Regions from separate parts of the Homo sapiens genome. Here region 2 is linked to region 1. A link is a loop called in an ENCODE intact Hi-C map of the cell type or tissue named here. Cell type or tissue: dorsolateral prefrontal cortex. All regions are shown on one strand. Each heading gives the region's core, and the rest is flanking DNA. Links, peaks and the distances in the headings are about the cores only.

Region 1 (2,900 bases), core at 139-2,638:
GGTCACATTTGTTTCATTTTCTTAAAAGACATTACAGGTATGTAACAGACATAGATGGTCACTAGACTCCTTGTATAACAGAAACAAATTAGGGATGTTAGAGCATTGCTTTGAAAACCACACTCAGTTCTTATTTCTTTCCCCCACGGCTTACTCAGCCCAAGAACTACTTTCTCTTTGTTTTATACGCACAAATGCATGGGGCATTCGATTTCCACTGTCGGCCTTGTGGGAGAGGAGATAACCAGGAAATCCTCCCAGGATGTAAAAAATATCATCGTAAATGCATTGATGGGCTCTCAAGAAAATAAGGGAAATCGGTCGGGTGCTGTGGCTCATGCCTGTAATCCCAGCACTTTGGGAGGCCGAGGTGGGCAGATCACCTGAGGTCAGGAGTTCAAGACCAGCCTGACCAACATGGGTGAAACCCCGTCTCTACTAAAAATACAAAAAATTAGCTGGGCCTGGTGGCGCATGCCTGTAATCCCAGTTACTGGGGAGGCTGAGGCAGGAGAATCGCTTGAACCCAGGAGGTGGGGGTTGCAGGAGCCAGGATCGCCCCATTGCACTGCAGCCTGGGCAACAGAGTGAGACTCCAACTCAAAAAAAAAAAAAAAAAAGAAAGAAAAAAAAAGAAAGAAAAAAAAAAAGGGAAATCTCCAGGACTGAAAAGGGAGGTGGGGCTGAGACTCGGTCCTGGGCCTGGGAGCCAGCAGCACCATGCCCACCTGGTGCTTTCTGCCTGCCCCATCCCCTGAAGTCTCGTGCTGTGATGCCTACATGGAAACAGAAGATAAAGATTTCCCCTCATTCAAGGCGGGACGTTAGAACCAAAAACCCCACATGATGCTGGGACCCTCTAAGAATTGGACCCTCAGGAAGGTTAAACTGGAAAAGAAAATTACCTCCCAGCACAGAGAAATGGCCTTGAAACCTGCCTTTCTCCTCTTGGGCTCAAGAAAGTCTTCCTGGGAATTCATAATTACAGGCCTGTCCTCCAACAGGCTTGAAGTTTGAATTTATACAAACAACATAGTTCAAGAAGCACACAGCCAAAATGTGTGTGCCAGGACACTCGGGGACATTCCGGAGGCAGGGAGCTGGGTGCTCAGGGGTGGCCAGGACACGATGACACCTGCCTTTGCACGGACACAGTGTGTGGCTGGCAGGGGGCACCCCAACCCCAGTTTCCAGCAGGAAGCTGAGAACCATGAAGAGATCAAAGAGATCAACTAGAAAAAATATCTTGAAGCCAGTGAGCTCAGTGATAACAGTCTCCAACCATCTTTAAAAGAGAGCGGGTCGGCCAGGTGTGGTGGCTCACATCTGTAATCCCAGCACTTTGGGAGGCCGAAGTGGGTGGATCACGAGATCAGGAGTTCGAGACAAGCCTGGCCAACATGGTGAAACCCTGTCTCCACTAAAAATACAAAAATTAGCGCAGTAGTGGGCACCTGTAATCCCAGCTACTCAGGAGGCTGAGGCAGGAGAATCGCTTAAACCCGGGAGACAGAGGTTGCAGTGAGCCGAGATCGTACCACTGCACTCCAGCCTGGGCGACAGAGTGAGACTCCATCTCAAAAAAAAAAAAAAAACAAAAAAAAACGAGAGAGTTGATGGTGCCCTTCACTACTTCCCAAGCATCCTAGAGTCCCACGGGCTGCCCCGCCCACGGGCAGTGGCTGCGGAGTGTCTGCTCTATCAGGCATGGTGATTTCCTGCCAGCCTGTGCCTTTGACATTCCCACCAGAGGCAGAACCTTCTGCAGGTGGCCCTGGCCAGGCTCCTCTCTCCTCCCAGCTCCTCATTAGCCTCCTTTGCCAGGCTAGGAAACCGAGGTATGCGAGGTTAAGGAACTTTCCTTGGGCCGTGCAGCTGAGAGTGCGCTTTGCAGGGATTTGCATCCAGGCCGCGGGACTCACACAGGCCACACCTGCCACCCCCACTGCCTCTGGCTCGTGGGAGGTGTGGGATGTGGCGGGTGGCCGGGGCAGTGCTGGGCAGGCAGGTGTTGGTATTCACAACGTTGCTTTCTTGACCGATTATTTTCCTGGGAGACTTCCTCAGTCAAAGGGTTGATATGCTTGCGAGCTCTCGATGCACGCTATCAGATTCTCCAAAAACGTACAGCCAGCTTCGCCTGCACCTGCAGCTTCTGTGATTTGTGCTCTTAATTGACGTGGCGCTTTTTTTAGGTTGAGTCGTTTTTCATTGCCAACAATCTTCTCCTGCATTGAAATAATAGCTTGTAAAGAAGCCTCACGCTTCCTTTTTCTCTGTTGACTCTTCTAGGACGCGCTCCAGGAGATATATAATCAGAAGGGCATGTTTCCAGGGGAGCAGTTTAAGCCTGCCCGGAGGCCGTGGACCCTCCTGAACTTCCTGTCCTGGGCCACCATTCTCCTGTCTCCCCTCTTCAGTTTTGTCTTGGGCGTCTTTGCCAGCGGATCACCTCTCCTGATCCTGACTTTCTTGGGGTTTGTGGGAGCAGGTAATGGACACTGTCGCTAACAGCTCACACTCTGACGGGCCTCACAGTATCAGCCACAGGGTCCGGGACCTGGTGACTCATCACAGTGGCTGTGGGAGGCAGGGGCCTGGCTGTTATGGACCCTGGAGCCAGGATCCCCCCACGGCCTGCGGGCCTCAGAGCCTGGATTCTTGCACTGAGCTGAGGGTCGCCTCCCCAGAGAGCCGAACGGCCGCCACCTGGCGCCATCCCCACTGCAGCCCCACTGGCTGGCGCCCTTGAGGATGCCGACGAGAGGGTCCCCGAGAGGGTCCCCAGCCCCCCTGTCTGCTTTTGGGCTCTTAGGGGTCAGGCTGGGCTGGCCATTCGGGAGGTTTAAGCAGGACATCATCATTCAGCTCCTCCCCATTGACCCCCAGTGACTTCCCCA
Region 2 (2,900 bases), core at 193-2,692, 320 kb after region 1:
TCAAAAAAAAAAAACAGACTTGACCAAAAAAAAAAAAAAAAAAAAAATGGCCCGGCCTGCCTATGCCTACCTTCATCTCGCCCTGGCCTGGGCACTTTTAATTCTCTGGGCCCTTTGTCTAGTGCCCCCTCCCTGCCCCTGCAGGACACCGTGCCCTGCCTTTCCCTGGCTGGTGTGTTTGGACGTTGGTTTCCTGTTATCGCAGGTGAGGACTTAGCTTCCTGGCCCGCCACGCCTCCCTGACATGGCCTCCTGTTTGGAGCCTTCAGGCTCATGCTTACATCCTTAGCTGATCATTAAACTTTGTGACCATTTCATGCTCACTGCTTTCTTGCCTGGGAGCTAATGGTGAGGAAAGGTCACTGGGAACCAGCGCACCAACCTCAGACATTGATTTTGTTCCAGCCTTTTTTCCTGGGCAGGGGTGGCTATCACCTGCTGGTAGGCAGCGGCAGGCCCACTGTCCTGCCTGCCCTCTGACTGCGGTGTCGGCGACTGCTGCCCGAGGTTTATTTTGAGAAAGAAAAGCCGATTAAAGGGCCATTAAAAAGGTCTTTTGAAGATTACAGCTTCCAATGAGGTTAACAGAGAAAATTTCCTCCTTCAGGCCGCAGCCAGTCCCGTTCTAAAATCCAGAACGTGTCCCTTTCCAGTCCCGTTCTAAAATCCAGTCCCAACAACAAAGTGGCCATGTGACATGGCCACTTTGTTCTCCTCCCAAGGGCTCAGCACAAAGCTGGGTTTTGGCAGCTTCATTGTCTCCGGGCGTCAAAGCAGGTTTTATTTTGCAGAGCACCCTGAAGACATTTGGAAGTGAGGGGTACCCTTGCTGACCCCTGATCCTGGGGCCCCTTTGCCGTTCCCAGGTCCCCTGACAAGCCCACCAGGCCCCCTGCTGAGATGGCTGTGACCCTGGGCTGACCCGCCCAGTGGCACATTGACTCCGCCTGGAGCTGGGGAGACCAGAGAGGCCCTGTGGTTGGACGGTGGCCTGGGTGCGCTGCTCCTGCCCTCTCCTTGCCCTGCCTCAGCTGCTGCCTGCCAGAGGTGGGCTTGGACCTGTGGTGGGACCAGGTCTGCAGGGAGGGCGAGGGAGGGACGGAGGCTTAGCTTCGGCCAGCTGTGGCTGAGTGGATCTCCCTCACTGCCCCCAACTCCAGTGAGGGTGGGGGACAGGGCGCTGCACTCACAGCACCACCTTGGACGCCCAGCCTCAGGCAGCAGGACTTGGCTCTGCTGACTGTTTTTGGTTGTCGGGTGCTTGGGGTGGCTCAGCTGTCTGGGGGGGGCTCGGCTGTCTGTCTCGGGGGGCTTGGCTGTCTGCGGGGGGCTCGGCTGTCTGGGGGGCTCGGCTGTCTTTCTGGGGGAGCTTGTCTGTCTGTCTGGGGGGCTTGGCTTTCTGGGTGTGTGTGGGATGCTTGCTGGGTTCCCGCCCCAGTTTCAGCTGTAGCAGCCGTGCTCCCATCTATGTGGGGATGTGAGGGAGGCACTGTTCCTTTAGAGACGGCGTTGCTTGCTCAAGTGGAGAAGCTGCCAGTGTGGGCAGCTCCAGCTCCCTGCACGCTCTGTGCTCTGCCCATTCTAACGTCTGTGCCCCTTCTTCTGGATGGCTGCCGGGCTTGGCTCTGGCCCCCCTGTTGGATCCCCTGGCTGCTGGGTGGGGAGAGGGCCACCTACTGAACCTGAGGGTGGGTCTGGGTGAGTCCTGGCTCTGCTGCCACCTGCTGGGCTCTGGAAGGTCCCTCACCCTCCCTCTGGGATCTCATTGGATTCCTGTAGTGTGGGGATGGTGGCAGATACTCTGGCTGCTACGTGAGAACAGTGTGCCGATCCCTGGGGTTTCTCAAGGCGTGGCACCTCACCTCACACCTGCTCCCTGCTGCTGAGCCCCACGCCAAGCTGGAGAGCGGATGAGAAGCATGTGTAACCAGGGTAGAGGTCGAGAGTCCTCTCGTGGGGGTCTCCATGTTCAAGGGAGCTGCCGAGGCTTGAGCAGGAGCCCCCAGCAGGTCAGCACCTCCAGCCTCTGCAAGTACAGGGGGGTGGGAGGGCAGGGGCTTTTGAGGGGCACGAGGCTTGGGGACAGAGGACCCGCATGGCTTAGGGATGGATGGCATGGTATGGGTGCTGGGAGGGAGGCAGGAAGAGCAGGGCTGGTCCCAGGGGCAAGCACAAACTCAGGCCTGTTACACGGCCCCAGACCTCACTCAGAAGGGGACCCTGGCCGCTGGCGTGGGTTTCCTCCTCTCTGAAGATTAGGTGGTCTTGGCTGCCCCTTTTGTATGAAGTCATGGATATCTTTTGAGATGGGGGCTCTCGGGAAGAAGGTGTGGGGTACATTAGCACCAGCGTTTCCTGAGTGCCGCCTCCCCCGTTAATGTCCCTCTCCAGGAAACTGGCTTTGCCAAGGCCCCCGCTGGGACAGACTGTTTCTTTCACTGCAGTCCTGGGAGCCGAGGGCAAGGGGACAGGAAAGAGGAAGTGACCTCAGAGCCTGGTGGCACCAGCATCATGTCCAGGCTGGGGGGTGAGGGTCCCTGAGGCCCTGGGGCAGGGCAGTGCTGTTCCCTGGGTGGCTGAGGCCGGAGGGGCTCTGTTCTCAGTCCCCCATCTCATTGCGGAGGAAGGAGCCCAAGCCCCTTCCAGCAGGTGCTTTCCTCAGTGCCCAGAGGTGCTCCCCGGCTTCTCCATCCCCACGCCGCAGCCTGAATGTCTGGGGTGGGGCCGGTGTGGGAGGTGCCGGCCTCTTTTCCACCTGCCCCACTTTTTATCCTGCTCTGTGGTCAAGGCCTGGCCCCGTGGCCTGTGAGTGTGGGGGCTCCGTGGCAGAGGTTGGGGCGGCGGGGTGTGGAGTTCGGGACACCCACACATGCCTGATTGCCATGCTCTGCATGGGATGT

What was found. A loop is a pair of places that touch in the nucleus more often than their neighbours do. Peaks named below come from ENCODE experiments on the same cell type or tissue, not always from the same donor. Only the 100,000 strongest peaks of a DNase experiment are listed, where the experiment ranks them.
Region 2: it touches region 1 in a loop (3-fold over the local background); 2 of 110 quality-filtered maps call a loop at or near these places.

The regions. Positions count from the first base shown.
Region 1 is chr21:43,978,697-43,981,596 of GRCh38, forward strand. It overlaps AGPAT3 (1-acylglycerol-3-phosphate O-acyltransferase 3), which reads left to right. Exons shown (of 10, transcript NM_020132.5): 9 at 2,293-2,491. Among named protein-coding and RNA genes, the nearest start is that of TRAPPC10, 32 kb to the right of the region's middle. RefSeq lists an enhancer at 2,510-2,900. In dorsolateral prefrontal cortex, for the core only: CTCF peaks have their summits at 1,168 and 1,367; a DNase peak (open chromatin) is centred at 1,175; H3K27ac peaks cover 1,908 bases.
Region 2 is chr21:44,303,409-44,306,308 of GRCh38, forward strand. The region is part of intron 1 of PFKL (phosphofructokinase, liver type); the gene reads left to right. Among named protein-coding and RNA genes, the nearest start is that of PFKL, 4.8 kb to the left of the region's middle. RefSeq lists enhancers at 1,376-2,175, 2,215-2,869, 2,870-2,900. In dorsolateral prefrontal cortex, for the core only: a CTCF peak has its summit at 1,719 (motif pointing left); DNase peaks (open chromatin) are centred at 1,012, 1,713 and 2,434; H3K4me3 peaks cover 2,436 bases; H3K27ac peaks cover 2,500 bases.